Regions from separate parts of the Mus musculus genome. Here all the other regions are linked to region 3. The links are chromatin loops, found by intact Hi-C in ENCODE. Cell type or tissue: gastrocnemius. All regions are shown on one strand. Links, peaks and the distances in the headings refer to the core of each region. The heading gives the core; the rest is flanking DNA. Region 1 overlaps Fbn1 (fibrillin 1). Region 2 overlaps Fbn1 (fibrillin 1). Region 3 overlaps Fbn1 (fibrillin 1).

Region 1 (7,871 bases), core at 3,103-5,602, 110 kb after region 3:
AGATTTTATCGAAAGGACCCAGATGTAGCTGTCTCTTGTGAGACTATGCCGGGGCCTAGCAAACACAGAAGTGGATGCTCACAGTCAGCTATTGGATGGATCACAGGGCCCCCAATGGAGGAGCTAGAGAAAGTACCCAAGGAGCTAAAGGGATCTGCAACCCTATAGGTGGAACAACATTATGAACTAACCAGTACCCCGGAGCTCTTGACTCTAGCTGCATATGTATCAAAAGATGGCCTAGTCGGCCATCACTGGAAAGAGAGGCCCATTGGACACACAAACTTTATATGCCCCAGAACAGGGGAACGCCAGGGCCAAAAAGGGGGAGTGGGTGGGTAGGGGAGTGGGGGTGGGTGGGTATGGGGGACTTTTGGTATAGCATTGGAAATGTAAATGAGCTAAATACCTAATAAAAAATGGAAAGAAAAAAAAAATACACTACAAATACACTACAAGTTCACAGATGAGGAGGCTGAGCTTGCATTGTATGAGAAAATAACCACTTTGATTGCTTATTTCTAGATTATCTGTTGCATGATAGTTACAACGGTAAGGCAAGATACTGGCGTTGGTTTCTTGTCTTCCCCTTAAGTGGGAACAAAGTCATGTAAATGAACTTTGTAGGCAGAGCTACACAAATGTGAAGCAAAAGAGTTACATGACCCAAGAGGCAGTTAGTACATAACTTTGAAAATTTTAACTAAGACAATACAGCCCAGATTTAAGACTATAAAGACCTTTCTTCACTATAAATTTTAGCTGAAAGTCACAGGAAATGAGTGAGTTTGTTACAGTTGAGTGGCTGTTTTTCACAAAAGTAGAACGATCATGTTTTATTCCCTAAACAGATAATTTGGAACGAGAAAGGGAATACTTAATTATACAGTCAGGCCAACATACACAAGCTGGGAATCTCTAGGGAAAACCCTTATGGCACAATACTTTGGTTAACCAAACTACTCTGAATTCTCAGTAGGTCAGTCCTTACAGGCAATATGATATATTGATGTTCTGAAGACAGCAGGTCTTAAATCACATGTATCCAGTTCCTATTAGCTCTGTGATGGAAGTGAAGCCCTGGTCTATACAAGAAAGGGATTTTCATCTCTTCAGAAGCACTGACTTGAAGAGTAGAATCATCTTCTGGGATGGGATTGTGCTTAGTAAGGCCTTTACAGCCGCCGCAGTAGGGTATTGGGAATGCTACTGCATGGGGTGCTGGGAAGGCTCCATCAGCCAGTGCAGGGAGATCACCTTTCATTGAGGTCAGCACTGGACTCGGGTTGTGCAATGGTGAGGTGCGGGGCTGGAGTTCTGGCCTCTCTCCCAGTTCAGTGTGGTGTGGAGGTCATACAGCTTCTCTGATTGGCCCTGTACCTTCTCAAGTAAGGGGCTCATTTCTGTGACTGCCCTGCACCTCCATGTGTGAGTGGTTCATCATTATAACTCGTAGGAGGCTCTAAGAGATTCCATTTTTACATCGAGACTTGTTAAAAGTAACTTTTAAAACTTCACTTCAAAATTCTATCACGGGCAGTCGCTTCTCTGTTGCAAAGGCACTGAAACAACTCCCCACTGAAGCTGTATGTCTCCGTGCAGTGACCGATGCTGTCTGGATGACATTCTGACTCTGATGTGTATAATTCTTTCAGATATTGATGAGTGTGTTGAAGAGCCAGAAATCTGTGCCTTGGGGACCTGCAGCAACACTGAGGGTAGCTTCAAATGTCTGTGTCCAGAGGGGTTCTCCCTGTCCTCCACTGGAAGAAGGTGCCAAGGTAAATGCCTCTGGAAGCTTTGGACTTTCATGATTCTGTGTTTATTTGTTATGGTCTTATGTTTTAAACATGGCGAAGCTCTGAGTCTTTGTGAACGGGAAGATGTTTCATTCACCCACAGGTCTAATGATTACCATATGCCCTAAGGTTCATTTTGACTTTTGAGGTTAAAAACTCATCCATCAAGTTTCAGTTGCTTATACAACTTTCTTGGCACTTACACCTCTATCACTCTGACAAGCACAGATGCTGAGAGGCTCCGGGGGGGGGGGGGGGAGGGCGGGCATCCCCAAGAGTCACTGATACTGCAGAACCTGGAGCAGACCAGATATAGGTTCGTTCCTGCCTCAGAAGCTGCAGCTTAAATGCATGTGGGTGCAAACCAAAATCTTCAGACAGAGAAAATGCAAACTGATAATCTGTTTCCCCCCCCACCCACTTTACTGTACATATCCTTTGGAGAAACCGAATACCTGTCAATGGTGAAAATATTCAAGGGCTTGCCAGGTTAACTTTAAAATAAAAGAAAAAAAAACTTTAAAAGACTCAGAAGGTAAGCACAAAATAATGTTTGGATAAAGCCCAGAAACATGTTTAGACATTCCCAAGCAGTGCAATTGTTATTTGGCTATACTTATACAAACGAGTTTAATGAATTACAGGGTAGGGAAGGCCCATAAATATTTAGTTTAGGATTTCTGTCCGTGTCTATTTGTTGCTTTGTGCTTTTAGTTGTTTGTTTACATTGTGTGTGTGATTTGCTTCATATTACCAAATAATAGGTGTAGAATACAATTTAAGATTCTAAAATATGGCTTTGGAATCTAGGCCTGCCAAGTTTTGGCCAGAGAAGCCATTTATGGGTATAGAAATCCTGTTTGCTCACCCCAACCACACTAATACCCACCCAGGCAACTGCAAGACACAGTTCTATTGTCTCTGAGTCTCCTGTGAACTCTTGTTACTATTATTCTGTCTGGTTATGGTTTTATTTTATCAGTTCATCAGTGCGGAAGTATGAAGGGAAAGGTTGCAAATTCTCTGGTTGGTTTGATCTTGTAGGGGCTATCAGATGACCACAAGGGTTTCAGGGTAGTGATTGAGGCACAGCTGGATTCAAGTAGCTAATCTGCCTGTGCGCTCCAGGTCAGCCCCATAGAGCCTGACTTCATTTGTGTCTTTGGCTTGCTTGGCCTGCATTCGGAAAGAAAGCAGTGAGAAGCCAGGTGCGAATCTGTCCATGTGGCAAGCCAGAGGAAACTCCAAGGCTATTAATTCAATTTGCACAGGCCTGTCACAGGGCAAGCTGACATTGCAGGAAGAAGCAGCCCAGCTGTGAGAACCCTGCCACATCCCTCAGCCAGAGCTGAGGAATGCAAGCAGGGAAAATGACTGCCATAGTTCCAGAGAAGTTTCAGAGGTCAGGAAGGGCTGTTCGCAGATGAACTGGTGAGCAGGCATTCTAGTGAACACTGGCTGAGGTGAGCACTGAGCTATGTGAGCACTGTGCTGTTTCACATGACTGAAAGCAAATCTCCTATTGAGTGCAGGTTCTGCTGGCACCTGAAATTTTGAGACAGAGATTTTTCTTATAGGGTGTCAAATTGAATCAGGCGTCTATTGGGTATAAAGTAAGGAAGTTACCCAGAAGCCCTGATATGGGGTTTTGAAGCACCAGATGCCTCTGGGACTTTTTGCATTTGAGTCTCAGTCTGAATCCAAGACATTTATTTTCTTTTGGTGTAGAGAGTAGTGTGGGGAAGATTGAACATTGAACTGGATCGAGAGTAAGGTCAGCAGTTTAAGGATGGCTGTAGGAATAAGTGGTAAAAAACAACTCTGTTTATGCAAAACAATGGATGGGACAAAGAACTTGAAGAATAAAGCAAATGAAAAAAAAAGATGTCACCCAAGAAATGAGAATTACTTAAGTCTTGGCATTTCTCCACAGAGTAAATATTTGGGTGGCAAGCACTGCTGTGGGAGTGTGCTTTCTGGACTGGAAAACTGAGAGTAGAGAATGCAGAAGTCAGAGGTAGTCAGAACCCAGGAAGCAGGAAGGGTACAAAGCGGAAGTGGAATCAAGTCCTCAGCTCTGCAGAGCTTAGCCACAGGGTAATGAAGGAGACGTAATGCCTGGCTCTGGAAGTCAGGTTTGAAAAAACACATTCCAGACCCTACATTAGCTCACTTCTCAGAGTCACCCACTCTGCTCCATAAGGATGGGAACAGTTGGCTTCCAAAATTATGTCAAGCAACACTGGAGCATTTTATAAGAGAGATATCACCTTTTCCTTGGAGTTTCCAGAGCAATAATGAATATAAAGAAATACATATATTCTTTGAAAGAAGGGTTATTTTGCTTACACCCACCATAGCCCTGCCTTCCGTCTTCTTTTTGCTTCCTCTTTCTATTGCACTGAACAGACTCGTTGGAAACTTAATTTGCTGTAGCTGTGTGTGCATGAGTATAAAGTCTGCAGAAAATCCCACTTGAAGTTTGTCCCCACAATTCCATGCATAGCTACTTCAGGGAATGCCCCTGGTGGCTCAGTTGACTAGTCCATACACTTACCACTCCTTCATTTGTCCTATGTAGTGGTGTGGGGTTGTCTTTGGTCCCAGAGTATATAGGACACAGAATGACGGTATGTCTTAGAACCAGGAGGCTCTCCTGTCTTAGTCTGCTTGCTGAAAGTTGTACAAAACCCACACAAGAGAAGCCATCATACGGGCGTTTCTTCCTGAATGACTCTATCTGGGGATGTTCCAATCCTGGCATTGTTAGTGGAAGTCTATTAAGGCTGGAAAGTTTGGAGTTTACTATTCCTATCAGGTTGCTTTGAAGTAGCAGGTAAACTGAAGGAAAAAGATAAAGCAACCTGAGTCTGTTCCTCCTATCTTGCCAGCTGTCTGTGACTTCAGCAGTCTCAGCTCTTTCATGCTTCCAATTGCTTTTGGAATATTGTTCTAGTTAATGAGGGAACGCATTGATCTACTATCAGACAATGAGGATTCAGTAGGAAAGCGACTAGAATGTACTGTGGATTTATGTTGTAGATTTGCGAATGAGCTACTGCTATGCGAAGTTTGAAGGTGGGAAGTGTTCATCACCCAAATCCAGAAACCATTCCAAGCAGGAGTGCTGCTGTGCTTTGAAGGGAGAAGGCTGGGGAGATCCTTGTGAGTTGTGCCCCACTGAGCCAGATGGTAAGTCTAACATCTCTGTTTCTCATCGCATGATCTCGTGTACATATGACCATGGAACCATGAACAGTGTAAGCCTTACAGTCAGTAGAGTCATCAAATTCTAAGTGTAACTTGAATGCCATTTAAACATATTTTACCAGAGGAGCATGGTAGTTATTTTCTCTTTTAATAATGTTGTAAATCAGAGTCATCCAAAGAGCAGGCACGTCGTTGAGAATCTTGGTGATGTCTCCTTATTTCTGGGCATCTCTCACTGTGTGCAGCACGTGGCCACAGCCACACAGTGGATGGGGGCGTGGGAAGGCTGTCATTGTCTCTGATCTGCCCACTAATGAGTCTATCTCTCCACTACAGAGGCTTTCCGCCAGATCTGCCCCTTTGGAAGTGGGATCATTGTGGGCCCTGATGACTCAGCAGTTGGTGAGTGCCCAGCTAGGTCTTCCCTGCCTCTTTGTCCTTCCTCTGGGTCTTATTTCTCCTTATCTACCTGGGAGAAATAATCTCTTCTATTTGACGTCTTATCATGTGGATTTTAGTTGTATTGTGATATTAGATATTCACTTACTGAAAACTGACATGACAATAGTTTAAGAAAAATACCTTGGTTTTTTATTGTTTTTTCTTTCTCCACTTAAGATATGGACGAATGCAAAGAACCTGATGTCTGTAGACATGGGCAGTGCATTAACACAGACGGCTCCTATCGATGCGAGTGTCCTTTTGGTTATATTCTGGAAGGGAATGAGTGTGTGGGTGAGTAGTGATTCAGTCCCTTCCTTTGAAATTGTTTTATGCAAAAATTGAGCGATTTGGCTTTTACTGAACCAAGGTACGAGTCATGTTCTGTTCCTCCACTGAGGGCTTCTTCATTTAGACTCCTAGCCAGTCCCCACCCTGTGCTGGGTAGGGAGCTACTACAGTGAACCAAGCAAGGATAGTCCTTCCTTGCATGGCCCTTGTAGTCTAACTTGGAAGGCAGTATCTCTTAGGACAAGAGATACTTGTCCTAAGAGATACTGAAAAGGACAACAGAACAGAAGAGTGTCCTAAGAGATACTGAAAAGGACAACAGAACAGAAGTCTTAGTGAAAATTAAAATATACTGTTAGTGCCCATAGTTTATACTTTCAGTATGTAAAAACACCAAGTTTCCTATGCATCTTGTATATTTGGTAATATGGAAGGCCAACCACCTTATTCAGTGTCTTATTTTAGCCTTTCCATTAAAATGTCTAAGGATGGCTTCTATGTGGACCACTTACTCTTAATTCTTTTCACTATATGCTAGAATTAAATATGTCCAAGAACTCTAACAAAGTATTCCTGTGACAGTGTGATCAACACTGAATGTCCATGTGTGCAGATTAAAAAGTACTGTCTTCATATAAAGAGAGGGGGTCTGAGGACTGTAGCACGAGCTAAGGGTGGGATATAAGTATATTCAACCTCTCCCACCTTGGGGGTACTACTATGCAAGTGAAATGGTTTGTGTCTAATTACCCTGGCAGCTCTAAACTGCAATGATACCATTGTTTTTATTAAATCAGAGAAGACGCAGTATTCTGGACTAAATGTGAGATTTAGTAACCTAACAGGAACAAATTTTATCGATGTTAGTGTTTTGGAATCTTCAGTTTGCGGCTGTGTATGTGCAAAAGGATTCTCCTCTCCTAGAAAGAGTGACCGTTGAGGAGAGCCTGCTGTGTTCCTCGGCTTCAGATATCTAAAATAGCAACGTTATCTCTAAAATTAGAGTTCTTTCTTTCCCAAGGGAAAATATTCTCCCTAAGGCCGAGGCCGGAAACAAGAACAGTGGACGATCCAGATGGATGGGTTAGGAGGCATCTATACTTTTTAGGGATTTTTTTTTTTGGTAAAATATTTTCTCTCTCCACAGTTGTTTAGAAAGACCATGACCTAAACATGTTTTCTCTCTCTCTCTCTCTCTCTCTCTCTCTCTCTCTCTCTCTCTCTCTCTTTTTTCCCTAGTCTTTTCTTTTTCTGCCTAATGTAAACCACCTGGTTTTAACAGAATCAACAAAATCTACTTGAATGTTGGGTTTTTTTATCCAGTATATTCTATTTAATCTTAGGTAATTTTCTATTTTATATCTGGCAAAACTCCATCATATGTAAGCCTTTTTGTGTAGTGATGTGAAGTGGGACCAACTGGAGACTTTGTCTTTGAGCCAGCAGAAACCCCTGGCTGCATATAGGAGCCTTATTTTAGCTATTAGGACATCTACTCCCAGGACAGTCTGCAGAAAGCCACTTGGGCGGTGTAAGGGCTAGACATCCATCTCTCTCACTGTCTCTGCCTTTGAGCAAGTGCAAACTCCAGCTAGAAACCAGTGGTCAGCAGGTTTCCCTCCTTGCAAGAACAGGATAACTGAGCAAGACAACACAGATCCAAGAACTCAGACAGAATGAAAAGTGATATCAGAGCCTTAGCTCCATTTTATCTGCACTCATTTTATCTCCACTTTGGATCACTGGCAGATACCGATGAATGCTCTGTGGGCAATCCTTGTGGAAATGGGACCTGCAAGAATGTGATTGGAGGTTTTGAATGTACCTGTGAGGAGGGGTTCGAGCCTGGCCCAATGATGACTTGTGAAGGTAAGTAAGGGTCTCGGATACAGAAGAGACAGTTGCCTATACTGACCATGGGAGCAGCTGTTTGATTGTAGTTCTTAAGATCAAATACCTTTCAGGGCATGGAGAGTTAAGAACATCTGAGCATGGCAGGCTGTTGCATCATTCTTCTCTGTGACCTCATATGGTCAGGAAATATAAAGAAAACAATAGAGGTGACTTGTGGCAGAAGTTATATTGTATATAACGGAATGCTCACTAGTGTGTCTTTCTGCTTACATCTCA
Region 2 (7,871 bases), core at 2,101-4,600, 95 kb after region 3:
AGACCACAGCCCAGCTGTGGGGTTTCCAGGAACCATCAAGAATCGGTTCCTGCAGAAAAGGCACTGCTTCAGGAAGAACAGGGGACAGCAGAACTTAGCATGCTAGAGGTGGCTGTCTTCCTTGTGACTATACTCTTCCCCTTCTGGTACATGTCTCAGAATGCCTGCTACTTTTTTTCCTTGTATTTTCCCTTCTATTTGTCAGCCCCTTGGATACCTACCCAAATACCCCTTTGCTACTTATAGTTGCCAAAAATGCTGCCCTTGGCCAGGACACATAGGCAAGGCCACCCATGAGTACAAAGTCATCCCAGACCTTGCAGCATACATGGGACTGAAAGCCTGTTGGGCCAGGCAAGGTGCCCTGCTGTCGGGGAAGACCCAGCAGGCTCCGCCCACTCTATCTGCTCATAAAGGTGTCGAGAAACAGTCATACTCAGAGAACATTAAGAAGACTAAGTGCTCCGATTTTTGGTTTCCATTTCACAAATTACTCCTCTTCAAGGTGAGTGTTTAAATACACTCAGCTGCTTCCCAACACATTCTTAGCTGTCAAAATAAATCAGAAAATGAAGGTAGACTTCATGCGTGGCTCAGCTATTCTGAAATTGGAGTGGATTCCAGGAATGTTTCGGGGGACTTCCATATTTATGCTTTCCACAAGGAAGTGCATGAGCAGATGTTAGTTGCTCGTGTCACAGAAGTGCCTGCCTGTCACACCACTTGGCTTCTAATGTGGCATGGTTGGCTCTGTTTCTTTACAGTTTACAAGCAGGGCAGAACTGGTGGGTGAGTTGAGGCTGTGTCTTTCACGACACTGGCATGCTGCTCATGAATCTACTGCACAGAAAGGTGTAGTCCACCCCGTCTCAGACAGACACTCCCGGTCCTGGAAGCTCCACCAAGCTGCGTTCAGGTTTTCTCATCACACAAGCACAGGCCTGATGTAATTCTGTTGTGGCTTTTCCTGGGGAACTCTGAACAAACATCTCTTCACTCCGGATAGGGCACTGACAGCGGACCAAGGATGCAGTTCTTCTGTAGTCCTGTTTAGTGGACCAGGAAGTCTACTGAGTTATGTATAGGAGTATGGGTGAGTGGTTCCATACAGGAGCATGGATGGCCATGGGCAGCTATGTCACCAAAAGCCTACCATACCCCAACATGGCAGACAGTTCATGAAAGCTGCTTCCTGAACAACTTGCCGGCAGCTTGGCTGGCCGTTAGCCAGAGTCTCCTCTTCCCAGGCACTGTTTGTGCCTTTCTACCTTGAGACTTTCTGAGTCTTCCAAGCTCTTCCCTTCCTGAGCCGTATGTGCCTCATCTCCTAGGGAATAGGATCCACCACTGGTATTGCACTTCCCAGTGATGGGACAAATTTATAGTGACAAATATATCTACTATGACTTTATAGTGATGTATATCTACTATGATTGTATCATAGTTTCTCTGCCTTAAAGCTTCTCTGGGTTTATCTACCTGCCCTTCCCCACCATCTCCAGACCCGATCTGAGCCCTGGAGATCATGAATCTCTTTACTGGTCCCATAGTTTTGCCTGTTCCAGAAATTCAGATATTGAAATCAGAATATTATAGAGCCTTTTCAGATGGCTTCTTTCGCATATGAATCCACATGTGGGTTTCTCCCATGTCTTCCTGTAGCTAGCCAGCTCACTAGAATATTGATCTATATTCTTCCATCTTAATATACCACAGTGCATTCATGATGCGCTCACCTACTGAGGATTAGCTTGGCTTCTTTCGAGATCTTGCCACTGTGAGTAAATCTGGTATAAATACCCATTGCTGTCTTTTCAAATGATTGAGCCATCATAAGAACATTATGTATCGCCAACTCAACACCAGACTCTATTCTTCCTTGAAATAAACTCTCTTCTGCTTGCAGATATCGACGAGTGTCAGAATGGCCCTGTGTGCCAGCGAAATGCGGAATGCATCAACACTGCAGGCAGCTACCGCTGTGACTGTAAGCCCGGCTACCGCCTTACCTCCACAGGTCAATGCAACGGTATGTAGCACCCACTCAGAGGCCATTGCTGTCACGATCCTGACTCTGCACGTTTTTATAGATTCTAAGGCTAAGGAATAGAAGTGAGGATGTAGGTTGAAAAACTAGATGTATTTAAAGAGGAAAAAGGAGGAAAATTGTTAAAATAGCTAAATGCTTAGCTTTTTGCCTTCCTTATAAATGAAATATCCACAAAGCAAAAAAGAAGTCATTTACACAAATGAGTCTCTCTATCCCTACCCTACCAAGAAATTCCCATTACCCACATGTACAAGCCCACAGTCCTCTAATCGGTATTCATGAGGAGGAGGAGGAGGAGGAGGAGGAGGAGGAGGAGGAGGAGGAGGAAGAAGAAGGGGAGGAGGAGGAGGAGAAGGAGGAAGAGGAGGAGGAAAAAGAAGGGGAGGAAGAGGATCATTATTATTAGCTTCTGCATAATGTAGACAGGGAAGGCTTTCATCATATCTTCTATTGTGCTAGATGCCTTTACTTGAGTTGGAGCAGATCTTCCTGCATAAATGAATTTAAAAGATACACACACACACACACACACCACCCTTGTCTTCCCAAACATCTTACTGATGAGAATGACCCCCGGGAAGACAGTAAATAAGCAAATCTTGACCGTCTCATTACCTCTGCACTACCTACAGCAAGCAGAGGTTAGGGATGTCTGCTGCCCACTTTGTCAGGATGTGGTATAAAGAAGAGAGTACATTGTCCACTCACATTGGCCATACATTTGGTCAACATCTAAGGGTTTCTCTAGCTAGTGGCATGAAAATAAAGTCCCTTGTGTTAGAGCTCAGAGGCAAACTAATACTTCGGATGGGCCCTCACCTACACTTCAGTACAGTTACATTGTACATTTAAGAGTGTGTCACCCTGCTCAGGGTTCACTTTCAAGTGAGTTTCCTGGGTTTTTGTGCACTTGTGAATGAAACAACACGAGAGGAACCGTGCTCGGGTTTGCCTTGGCTCTGTTGGCCAACTGTGATTAAGTGGTAGGAAGTGTGCTGCCCTCTGCAGGATATTTTCCATTGTTTAATGAAACCTTGGTAGGAAGAGGGTATAAGAACAGAACAAAAAAAAAATCACTTTGCCAACCAAGATTTGTTTTGTTGAGTTTAAGGGAGCATGTGTGAGTATTTAGCATTCCATCAACAGAGCTGAGATTATCCCAAAGGTAAGGATATAGAACAGGAAAAATGAGTCCCTGGCAGATATGAAGCACAATCTCCCCCGGTGACATTGGCCTTGAACGCCACTTCCCTGCATTTTATTTTCAAGTTTTATTTCTTTGGAGCTGGGTGAAAGGTGGCCAGTTAAAATAAAGTCTGGCTGGTCGCCCTGGGTGTGCCATTGTAGACCATTTGCTCTGGCCACTAAGTTGGGCCATTTATAGATCAGCAAAAGGCAATCAGCTACAACCTGCTACAGCTCAGGTCCTTCTGCGTTTTCTTATAGAATGTTAACCTAAGCTGCATCTGGTACGGTCAGGGAAAACCTGGTATTTTATCCTAGAAATCACTTTGTTCCCATCTCACTTTTGTTGCTGATTTTTGAGACAGGATCTTTTTCCTCTTTAGCTCAGGCTGGCTCAAGTTCACACTCCCCTGTCTCAGCTCCCGAGTGCTGAGATAACAGTTGGTGGCTACCATGCCAGGCTGCCATCCTACCTTAGAACTATTTTAAACCATTTTAAGCACTTGTCTTATCCTGGTAGTTTTCAAACAGATTGCAAAGCATTCCTCTCTGCCTGTATTTAAAACGAAAATATCGTCCTATGAGATTTGAATTTAAATTCATACAAAACTCCAAATCACAGTGGTCCTAGCTCCACATTGCTGTTGATGGTGGTGCTCAAGTTGCCAGTCTGACCTCAGTAGCAAATCCTATCCCTGTAGAAATGCCTTTCCCAGCTACATCCCCAGCCGCTGTCTGATGATCGCCCCTCTCTCTGTTTGGGATCCTGTCCCTATTCAAAACCTCCCAGGAAACCTCAGACATGCTCTCCTGGGAACTAAAAACCTGTCTCTTAGACAGTTAGATGGTGACTGACCTTTCTCAAGGGAAGCTCCCTTTTATGATCATAAAAAATAAAAATCCCTTTTCTTTGCCCACCCATTCTTCATTTTAAATATTTTCTCAAACGAGAATAGTGGTATTTGTTAACTGTTTTCTATATAGACTAGCCACAGTTTAGGGGCAGTGTAACCCCAACCCCTCCTACACTTGAGACTTATAAACAATGTCTCAATTGATGGCTTCTGACTGGAGATAGCCATCATCTCTGCCACAGTTAGGCCATGTTGCTCTGAGGTAACAGTTCTGTAGACCCAGAAAATAAGCAGCCTGACTTTCCAACTAAACTAGGTGGAATGAAAGCTGAAGTAATGAGGCAAAGGAGTAAGGCCAACTCTGAGCATCTATGCATTTACGGTAGTGTCCCACTGTGAGCATCTATGCATTTACGGTAGTGTCCCACTGTGAGCATCTATGCATTTACGGTAGTGTCCCACTGTGAGCATCTATGCATTTATGGTAGTGTCCCATTTCAGTATACTCATGATAGGTTTGACTTTACTATCAATTTTTCCAAAGAAGCCCCAAAGTCTTTGCCCATAATCTTTGGTACCAAAACCTAGAGATATCAATTCCATGTGAAGCTGTTTAGGCGCTGTAGAAAGTACTTCTCCATATTCTGAGTTTTACTTTCCTCTTTCAAGATACCTTTGGCAGAAGGAGCTGTCTCCTTTTGGTTCGCCTGGTACTAATGCTCCGAGAGTAAGATCTGGCCAATTTCAAAGGAAAAACTAGAGAGAATGCCAGTGTCTACTTCACTACCTCAGTTTCGGGTTAGGATTATCTCTGAGAGCAAGGCCTGGAGATAATTTGTTCAGTCGTTTTATGCTCTAAGTCTCCATCTAAGAAAACATGCAAATGTGCAGTGTCCCACCTAAGACACTTCTGGTTTACAGATCGAAACGAGTGCCAAGAAATCCCGAACATATGCAGTCATGGCCAGTGCATCGACACCGTGGGAAGCTTCTACTGCCTTTGTCACACTGGCTTCAAAACAAATGTGGATCAGACCATGTGCTTAGGTGAGTATGTGGTCATCAGTCCATGGGTGAGTGTGTGTGCATCAGTCCATGGGTGAGTGTGTGTGCATCAGTCCATGGGTGGGTGGGTGTGCATTGGTCCATGAGTGAAAGTGTGCACATCCAGTCCGGGGTTCAGAGTGTGCACATTGATCCACTTTTTGGTACTATTGGAGTGCTTCACAAACATCTAACAGTCCTTTCTTTCTGACTTAAGGTTGCATGCATTAGGCCTTTGAGGGTCTTTAAGCCCATGAATCAAACATATCAGAAGAACAGTGTCCAGAGCCTGCTTAAAGCCCTTGCCTTTGGCTATAACTAGGTCCTCCCATGAACGATGCTTAATCTCCTCCTTAATCATCCTGGCTCATCCCAGGGTGGCTCGCCCTTCCTTGCATCGCCACAAGAATCTGCCTCATTGTTTCTCAATCTCCCTCTCTTGGCTCTGGATGAGCACGACAGACTCGCTTGCCTTCCTAACTCTCAAGTGGCCTGAAGAGTGACAGTGACTCATTATTTGGATGTGATGCTTACTCCGCATTCAAGGCACTGGAGAGCTAGCAATAACTTTTCCATCTGAATCACAAATCATGTCCCAAAGTTGAAAGAGGCAATCTTGACTTTGGCCACTACATTTTGAGCTCCCCAGGTGTCTCTTTCCATTCGTTCTCTCCCCTTGTCCTTGGCCCATCTGCCCTCCCTCTTCAAGCCAATGGTACCAATGTTCTCTTTTCTACTCCCCCATAATATAGCATGTAAGAAAGGTGCTAACTGCTTTGGTAAAATGCAAAACTATGTAAGTTGCCAGAATAAGCATCATAATGCAAAAGCCAAAAGTCATGGGCCAGTAAATAAAAAGGCAAGCAATGCCAGGGCGTCTGAGCCAAGCCAAATTGAGTACCATCTTTTTTGTTTTGGTTTGGTTTGGTGTTTGGTTTTTCGAGACAGAGTTTCTCTGTGTAGCCCTGGCTGTCCTGGAACTCACTTTGTAGACCAGACTGGCCTCGAACCCAGAAATCCGCCTGCCCCTGCCTCCCAAGTGCTGGGATTAAAGGCGTGTCCCACGACTGCCTGGCTTGAGTACCATCTTATCCCTTGGGTGTGTTCAGAAGGGTAGCTGAGTTATCACTGGTGGGAGGAAGGAGCCGTGTCCCAAGTGGCAGCTTAGCTGGGGAGGGGAGCTCTGTTGTTGTTTGCAGAGATCCTGCTGACTCGCGACCTTGGGGTAAAATGGAACATGAATCCTGTAAGCCAAAGTGTGCCAACATCCGCCAAGGGAAGGTCCAGATGCACACTGAAGTTTTTCCATTTTCAAGTGAAAATATTTGAGCAAAGTGGCAAGGGTGGAGAATTTGAGAAGCAAATAGAATAAAAGTCTTGTCCAGTCCTTGTGTCCTCGTCTCGCCTCCTCTCACACGCCAACTGAGGAAACTTGGGACTTCCAAGATGTAGGTCCTCACCTCAGCTTCCCCAGGCTGGTGACATCAGGCAGAACATTCCAGCCTCCTGGAAGAGTCTGTGCAGCCACAACTGCCCTTCAGCATCAGTGACCACGTAACCACTTTCCTGTTTAGTCATTGTGTCTCCCTCTCTGGCCTTTCTTCCTCCTAGACATAAATGAGTGTGAGAGAGACGCCTGTGGGAACGGGACTTGCAGAAACACGATTGGCTCCTTCAACTGTCGCTGTAACCATGGCTTCATACTGTCTCACAACAATGACTGCATAGGTGAGTATGCAGGAGGTCGCCACGTCACGCATCTGCATCATGGCCAGCATCCAATCTTCTGCCTATGGCCAGCATCCAATCTTCTGCCTAACAGTTGGTCACGTGACTATCAAGTATACCATGTTGATTAAAAGTCAATTTTAGTAACTCTGTTAACTTTATTGATCTGTGTATCAGCAGCTATGATTTCTATATCTATTTTAAGTTAAATAAATTTCAAGATAGGTTAAAATATACAAAAGCAAGTCTTTGTAAATTGTACAATCCAGAAGGAGTGTAGGAGCCTTGCTTAGATCTTTCGCTACACCCTCTCTTCAAACAAACAAGTTATTAAGTGTATAGCATCCCCCTTATAAGACACGATAGGCATTTTCTCTCAGGTGCAGAATCTAGATTAGCTTTTTGTATGTACTATATAAGACATACATACGTGTGACATGTATGTACTATATAAGTACACATACATGTGACATGTATGTACTATATAAGACATACATACGTGTGAAGCAGAAGGAAGAATGTTTGGGATGAAGAAGGGACCACTGGGAGGGTAGGATACTAGGAATGTGAATGTGAGCAAGATGCAAGGGTGTATGCATGAAAACCCGTGACTTTAAACGAAGAAATAATATAGAGAAGGAATCCTAAGAAGTAATAACGAATCAAATACCACATAGAATTAGAAGCTAATTTTAAATACTTCTAGTTGCAATACTATAGTATGACTTCATCTGAATTATGTATCCAGTAAATCAGTTTTATCTTTTAAAATTCAAATCTAGTTGGGCAGTGGTGGCTCATGCCTTTAATCCCAGCACTTGGGAGGCAGAGGCAGGCGGATTTCTGAGTTCGAGGCCAGCCTAGTCTACAGAGTGGGTTGCAGGACAGCCAGGGCTATACAGAGAAACCCTATCTCAAAAAAACAAAAACAAAACAAAACAAATCTAAAATTAAGAGACCAAAAAGATGGGGGTGAAGAAGCATGGAGATGGTAGAGGAATGTATTAGCA
Region 3 (7,871 bases), core at 3,330-5,829:
GTAGGCTGAGACAGCCCCACGTGCAAGACACAAGCTGAGCAGGACTTGTGGAGGACATGTGATGTTTGGAGGGCATATAAAAAGGACTCAGTGGCCAGTGATGGAGGCTGAGCAGACAGTGATGGAGGCTAAGCTAGACTTGCTTATTGAGCTAGCTGTGCGATGCTTCACTTCACTTAGAGAGGCACAGCCGAGAACTTCTCCTGGCGTTCCTCCTGGTCCCTCCTGCTGACTCCTGCCAAGGCTGAGGCCTGGCTGTCTCTGCTAGATATTACCACCTCTGCTGATTGGTGTTTGCTATCCCAGCTCTACCAAATCGGACTGCTGGTGTATCTGTGAAGTGTTTGAGAGTGGATCGAGCTGCCACTGCTAACCTGTGAACTGAACTGCCAATTTCCAGATGACACAGAAGGGAGTTGCTCCAAAGAAACTTTCTAATCAGGTCCACTTTCACTCTGCCATGCCGGCATAACCCCACATACTCAATACGGTTGAAAAGCAATAGAAAAGTCATCCAGCATGTATAAAATTAAACATTTTTTAATTTCCAAGAAAGTGGGCCTTACACTGTATGTTGTCTATATTTAGTAATCTGACTTCTACTAGGCTGCACTAGAGTCTTGGGTGACCTTGGAAAAAAATCCTTGAATTCTTTCCAGATATAGTTCTCCAGGCTGTGGGCACTCCCTGCCCTTCTGTTGCAGTCTGTTGTGAACACACTGTATTAAGTGACCCTCAAAGCAGCTCTGGGAGTGGGCAGTGTGCGGTCATCTCCCTTGTTGGGATGAAGAGGTGTGGTCAGGAGGGCAACATGGTTTAAGACAGCTCACACAAGGGTAGGATGTCTAGCTTCCTGAGGTCTTTCTACTGTGACACGCAGGACATGGTCTTTAGGGCTCCTTCCAGAATTACAGTCTTAGTCTACAGATATTTGGGACTCAGCCATGTTCCATGCCCTTTACAGAAATTCCAAAGAAGTGGAAGCACAAAGCCTTGAAGTTAGGAAATTGTATTGTATAAGAACAGCATCCCATAAAGCTAGGAAATACATACAAATCTTACATGCTAAAGTATGCAAATATGTCAGATCTTATATCACATAGCACAAATTCTGTACTTAGCTACAAAGAAGCTTGGAAGTCCCTATTTTCCCCAGAATGTCATTTGCCTATTTTATCTGTCTCCCAATAATAATGGTGGCTTTTGTTCTGTTTTGTTTTTTCAAGACAGGGTTTCTCTGTGTAACAGTCTCCTGGCTGTCCTGGACTCACTCTGTAGACCAGGCTAACTTTGAAGTCACAGGGATCTTCCTGTCTCTGCTTTCTGAATGCTGGGATTAAAGGCATGTACCAGCATGCCCAGCCCTAATAGTAACTTTTGTTTGAAACTCTTGCTTACTGATAGTACCCTTTGATGGGAAAAAGACCCTAAAAAACGAAGTTCATTGCTGTACCCCTGTATGGTCCTTCTCACACCTTGGAACTGCCGATCATGGAGTGTCTGAAGGCTAGTGGTAGCAGCTGCTATATATGACTACACCTAACCCCTACAACCTAACCCCTATGATGCCTTCTGAGGAAGACACTATTTGACTTATAGGTGGCAGAGTTGGGTCATTAAGGAGGAGAATGTACTGGGTTGGGGCATGTCACATGTGCTCCCACTCCTGTCTTATCTTCATGCTTGAGAAGACATGGGCATGACAGAAGAAAACTTTGCTGGTCCCTGTAAATCTCCGAGGCAGTTTTAATTTCCCACAGGGGCAAATTGAGTCCCCATTATCAAAGCCATCTCTCTGCATTCAGGCTCCAAAATTTACCTTCACTATGTAGTATAGTAAGTAGAGCTAGACACACTTTGTTCTTACAGGGAAAGGTGACTGAAAACATCTACTGGACATTCTAAACCTTCTGACAGCCTTTGTCTGTAAAAGGAGGCTTTATGGGGATAGCATCCGTTGGTGCTCCTCCTTCAGTACATGCTATTCATTTCCTGATACTTAGATATGAAATTTCCCCTATCATCTTCATTTGCTATTCTATTATTGTTTCATCCCCGTCTCCATTGCCAGAGGCAAGCCATTCTGCCCTTGAAGGCTGCAGAAACCTCCTGGCAGCAGAGGCTCAGCATTTACTCCATTGCTCTGGGAAGCCAGAGGAATTTGCTTTTCTTCCTTATTCACATGGACACAGTGAGGTGCGCAGCTTGGCCGCATTGGCAGAATTCACACAGATTGTAAAATTGTGCTTTGCTTGGGACCCTGGCTGCGTTCTGAGTCTGTCTGCTTGTCCTCCGCCTGTGTCCTCGGCAGGCCTTTCACTGGAGGCAGACGCTTCTAATGAGAGTTCTTGGGTTTCAGTCTGGGGAGAGCCCAGCCTCCAGCAGCCAGACTTTCTGGAGTGCTCCCTGCTCCTGCTCAAAAGTGCCCAGAGCCTGGAAGACTGCATCCAGCTCCCTTTCAAAGGGGTCTCAGAATTCCTCAGGCCTAATATAGTTGTGACTTCAATTGTTAAGAAAGGAGCAAGACTGTTGCCTGTGGAAGAAATACCAGAGAGAGAGAGAGAGAGAGAGAGAGAGAGAGAGAGAGAGAGAGAGAGAGAGAGAGAGAGAGAAGAGAGAGAGAGAGGGAGAGAGAGAAGAGAGAAGAGAAGAGAAGAGAAGAGAAGAGAAGAGAAGAGAAGAGAAGAGAAGAGAAGAGAAGAGAAGAGAAGAGAAGAGAAGAGAGAGAGAGAGAGAGAGAGAGAGAGAGAGCGGGTGTGAAATACCCAGCACTCCACTGCCTCTCCTGCAGCTCCACGTTTGGTATTTAGTAACTTAAAGCAGATAGCAGGAGGCTTCGGCTCCTTACACTCACAGAGCATGTGTTGGTGCGGCATGGTGAGGTGGTTTTATTTACCTGCTTCAGAAAAGGTAGCATTGCTTGTTTCAGAAAAGGTATGGATGTAAATATCCCTCAAACAGCTGCCTCTGGGGAAATTGGGCAACTGAGATTTCTTGATAAGGATACTGTACTAGTTCCTTTTCTGGCTGCTTTGAAGAAATACCTGAGAAAAGGGACTCAAAGAAGGAATGGTTTATGTAACAAACAGTTGGAGGGTGTAGCTCATCCCTGAGAGGATGCCGTGACCATGAAGTCGGCTCTAGCTGCTGCAGAACTCTGAGGTGTTGGTCACATCGCATCAATAGTCAGGATGCAGCGAGGTGCTTAGAAGGAATTCACCTTTACATTCTGCCCGGGACCCCAGCCTTTGGGGACTTAGCCCAGATCCATGGAGGATACTCTTTGCTCTGTAAAACCTTTCTAAAGTCAGCCTCGGAGCCACGGTCTGAAGTGTGTTTCCATGATGCGTCTGAATCCAGTCGGCCTGACAGTGAAGCTGTCAATCGCCCGTGCACACATGAATGTCCACGGACTTCTCTGAGGCTCACTGTTTCTTCACTAAGGCAGAGTCCCCTGACAACTGCAGGTCTCCTGCACTACTCCAAGGATGCGAATGGCAGGAACTAACTCCTGGGAAACAGACTCAGCCTTCTCAACCCCACAGGCTCTGCTGCTGTGAATACACATCTGATATCCCTTCCCATTGATCCTTCTCTCTGAGGCTGATAAGCGTGCTACTCCTGTATTTATGGTTTTGTATTAGCATATACTGTAGCCAGGTATTTTCCTGGTTTATTTGATTTTTTCTAACCTTTTCATAATGCTACTCAACTTCTTAGGTAGAGAATATCTGAAGCAATAGTCAGTGTGCCAAAAGAGCCTTCACTTTAACAAAAGTCATCTCATGCTTTACTTGACTGGGCTGTGAGAGGATGTAGCTGACTTCTATTGCTCTTCATCACACTGAAGGGGGTATCTGTTCAGGAAGGTTTGTTTGTTTGTTTGTTTGTTTTTTCCTCTGCTTGGAATATAACTAATCATTTAAGTGTTTCTTCTGGGAATTTCTATGATCTGAGATTAAGCCCTGTGCTAATAGTGCTGAAGTTGAATTGATGTTCAGAATGGTACCTATGTATCAATGGCTCTTTACATCCCAAACGCCCTTGTTCAGATAAACTGATAGAAGAACAGGAAATAGTTGAAGGAACAGAAAATGTGTGAACAGGAGAGTCTGCAATGGCATCAGATCAAAGATTTAACAGCTCTTGTGGAGCAAAAATTCAAGAAGGCTATGAGGTGCTAATTATTATTTGCATCCAGCTTGATTAAGAATTCTCTTTTATAGGATATCATATGTAAGTGGCTTAGCCACTATATGAGAAGCCTGTTTATTTAGACTGTGGAGCCTTAATTTTGGCAAATTCAATTCTCGCTGGTGACGAGTATATTTTAAACAGGCTACTTAAATCGAGGGCTATGTGTTCTCTTTAGATGTGAAAATCTCACAAGTACATACATATCAAGAGATAGCACGTATCCTGGGGGTGCTGCAGAAGCAGTATGTGTGCTCAGTGCAGCCCCAGGCTGGGAGAGATGCTTTAGAAGAACCCAGTCAACTACTGCCTTCTCTTTGCCCTTCACCTACTTCTTGTCCCTTCTTGTCCCTAGCCTGGACCTATCTCTCCCAGTCTCCTCAATGAATTCTTGGCTTAAGCACCATTAGCTCAGCTCTGTTGGTGACACACCCATCGTACTGACGGAATCCTGGCTGGAACGGCAATTGCTCAGCTGCGCTATAGACAAACCCTGCTGGCTGACCTGGTTTAAACCTGGATTTCTTGACGCCATCTCTGGTGTGTGCCAAGGTGAAAAAAACACCTCCGTTGCCCCTTCCCTTGCTCCTCTGGAGGGGAAACAAGTTGCCACCTGGCAGGAGAGTTCCTCGGGCTCCCATCCAAAGTAGTAACACGAGTTAGTGAGAGCAGTCCTGGGCAGGGAAGTAAGGAAGTCAGGTTCAGTGTCGGCTCTGACTTTCAATGGCCATGTTGACCTTGAGCAAATCATTTCACTGCTCAGCTTAGGGTTTTTCTTCTGTAGGGATAATTTGGGCCAGATGTTCCCTGTGGGGCTTTCAGATCCTGAAAGCAAGGGATTCATTTAAGGTTAGCAAACTCTTGAATGAATAGATATTTGTGTTCCACACACTGGATATTCTTTCTGCGTGACTCCTGCCTCTTCCTACAGAGCATGGCTACTTCTGTGTAGTCTCCTAGTCTGTGTACAGCCCCCTTGCCCTGTAGTCTTGGGCTTAGTTGTCTCAGAGCCTTTGCTTCTCTGAAGTCCACACTGAAGAGGAGCATCTTAAACTCTGTAGGATAGGGCCGGTGACTATGCCTCTCCGTTTGCCTCTCATGGGTGGGTGGTCCATACTGAGCTACTTTGTTGTCTGCTTTTTCCTGTGGAAAACTTAGTCAGGCTTCACTGAAATCTTGTGCTTGAGAATAGGTGTTTTATGTGTCACGTCCTTCCTCAATCTGGACAACCTGAGAAGGAACATCTGTGATATACACTTGTCCCTATTGTGACCCAGTAGCACATTGCTAATAGAGATAGGACTGTGTTCTGGTCCCATCCATCCACCCATCCATCTATCTACAGCCTAAGCACTGCCCACAGTAAATCTGGTGCTCTGTACAGAGGTGTCAGTTAGCCTTGTGAAGGTCTCAGAGAACATGGCTTCTTGAGGATTCTTAGAGGGTCTGAATCTGGGTTGAGCCAGCACTCTTCCACTTATTTTAAACCCAGCCTCTCAGGGGGAACTTAACTCACATGCTTCTGACCGACTTGTACATCACTCATCAAAGAGAGCTGCTTAATAAACATAGTCTCAGCCTATGAAAGCTTTCCTGCTCATATTTGGCTGTCACTGGCTGGAATTTGCAGCTGACGTAGTTGAAGCTCCCCTTTAAGTCCCTTCCTCTAGGCATTGCTTCATGTTGGCTTCACCTTATGAATGGATGGTCATCGAAAGGGAGTCTCAGAGGTCTCTTCTAGAGCATCTTAGAAAGACAGGCATAGTCTCTGATGCTTACTGCACTTGCCTTGGTCTCCTGTCTTAAGTGATGGAATTGTGCACTGATGTGATCCATGAAAGGAGAACTACATTCACAGATAACAGCTCACCCTCTGCTGTTGCATTGAGCAAAACTGTCTTAGAGATGGAAGGAAACTGTGTAGGAGAGACATGTTAGTACTTTACAAAAGCTGTTAAATGTAGAATTTTCTTACTCCCCAGATCAGAGCACAAAGCTTCCTCCAGAAACCCTCATTAAACACGTAGAAGGCAAAGCTTGTTTACCTTTGCCCTCAGGAGCACTGGGGACATTCAGTTCTAATAACCTGCTGGGCTGGAGACTTAACTAACTTGTCTAATTAACTTCACATGAACTCATCTATGGAATGTGTGTAGTTGTTGGTAGTTATAAATGGACCAAATGGATGCAAGAATTAATTCTGCATCTCGTTAATAATATCTCATTAATAAATGTTTGATTCAGCAAACATTTATTGAATGTCTCTTGTTCCTGGCAGATGGAGAGCAAGGAAAAGAGATAGACAATAGGCTCTCTCTCTTTAGGGAGTTTGGTACCCAGGAGGCTGTGACCTATAGCCTTGTCTTTGTACCACAAGGGAAAATGTTATGGCTCTGTGCATAGGTTCATGTGCATTGGACAACATGGAAGCTAAGAAAATGAAAGCTTCATCTCCCTGGAGCATCAGGTTAAACAGGTTGCTCCCAAAATGTAATGTTTAAATTTAGTCTTGAAGGATAAAAAGGATTTGGAAGAGAGAAGGGAATTCTGGAATGAGGCAAGCCAGATATATTCATAGGTGATATAAACAATGCCCGAGCCAGACTCTGCTGGCCCGGATAGCTGCCCTGTGTGGTCGTGGCCGAGTGAGTTTGTAGGTGTAGATTATCACTCTAGAAGCTATGACTGAGTTGTGTTCCTCAGTAACAAGCAACCCAGTTGACAAAGACTTTGCAGTGTGGCATTTCAGTCTTGGATCAAGGAGAGAACATGAGAGAAGGGGAAAGGAGAATAAAGGCTTACAGATACAGTGTACAAATTTTGTACATCCTTATTACTTACCATGTTTTAGTAGGTTATGCTACATACTTTTTAATCTGACTTTATAGTAGAACAGTATGTTAGTTAACCAGTTCTATCTGATGTCTCAGAAATCAATCAAGTGAGATGTCTTAGGCAAAGGATTCTGTTCATAGTATGATGGTGTGCAAGAGCAAGACCTACATTTAACATTTCAGTACATTGCCTCATATAATTCTGACAGATATCCCACTGTCATCCTTATTTAAGAAAACCTGTGGTCAGGGAGGAAAGGGTTTGCCCACAGTCACACAGGTACAAAAGATGTTTCTGTTTCCATCGCTGGCGGCACACAGATGTGTTTCTCTGTGTGTTGCTTATGTTTTGTGTTTGCATGTATGTTTCTTACTATTTTTGTTTGTGTTACAGTACGTGGTATGACATTAAAATATACTCCATATATTAGAAATACAATAATAATAAGATGAACCAACTTAAGCTCTAAAACATTAGGGCTTGCACTTGCGCTTCTCCAATGCATCCCCAGCTGTCCCCTCTGTCACATGTTTCAACACAAACCATTTTTAGATGACATCCGAAGTGATTCTGTGTTCTCATGGCTCAAGGTCAATACATCTAATAAAGCAAAATTGGGATAGTTTACACGTCATAAAGACAACAGCTGTCACTGCACTAGGAGTTTAAATGTAGCTGAACATTTAGGTTATGACCGAGCTGCCTGATTTACATAGCATTGCTTTAGTTCCGAGATCTGCTGTTCAATCCTGGTACTTACTCTCTGTATAGCCTTGGGCAGGTTCTTCAGTGTAACTCCTGAGCCTCAGTTTCCTCTTTTGTAAAATTGGGTAAGTCTCCCT

Evidence for each region. Hi-C counts contacts between places; a loop is a spot of excess contacts. Peaks named below come from ENCODE experiments on the same cell type or tissue, not always from the same donor. Only the 100,000 strongest peaks of a DNase experiment are listed, where the experiment ranks them.
Region 1: a loop joins it to region 3, with 2.5 times the contacts of the local background. A loop is called at or near these places in 2 of 42 quality-filtered maps.
Region 2: a loop joins it to region 3, with 2.6 times the contacts of the local background. A loop is called at or near these places in 2 of 42 quality-filtered maps.

Annotation. Positions count from the first base shown.
Region 1 is chr2:125,318,736-125,326,606 of GRCm38, reverse strand. It overlaps Fbn1 (fibrillin 1), which reads left to right. Exons shown (of 66, transcript NM_007993.2): 50 at 1,656-1,781; 51 at 4,842-4,991; 52 at 5,346-5,411; 53 at 5,628-5,744; 54 at 7,491-7,610. Among named protein-coding and RNA genes, the nearest start is that of Dut, 75 kb to the right of the region's middle. In gastrocnemius, for the core only: no CTCF peak of the experiment used is centred there; no DNase peak of the experiment used is centred there; H3K27ac peaks cover 464 bases.
Region 2 is chr2:125,329,523-125,337,393 of GRCm38, reverse strand. It overlaps Fbn1 (fibrillin 1), which reads left to right. Exons shown (of 66, transcript NM_007993.2): 45 at 1,907-2,029; 46 at 5,011-5,136; 47 at 6,745-6,861. Among named protein-coding and RNA genes, the nearest start is that of Dut, 86 kb to the right of the region's middle. In gastrocnemius, for the core only: a CTCF peak has its summit at 3,054 (motif pointing left); a DNase peak (open chromatin) is centred at 3,028.
Region 3 is chr2:125,426,135-125,434,005 of GRCm38, reverse strand. All of the region lies in intron 6 of Fbn1 (fibrillin 1), which reads left to right. Among named protein-coding and RNA genes, the nearest start is that of Fbn1, 76 kb to the left of the region's middle. In gastrocnemius, for the core only: no CTCF peak of the experiment used is centred there; a DNase peak (open chromatin) is centred at 4,761; H3K4me3 peaks cover 236 bases; H3K27ac peaks cover 1,914 bases.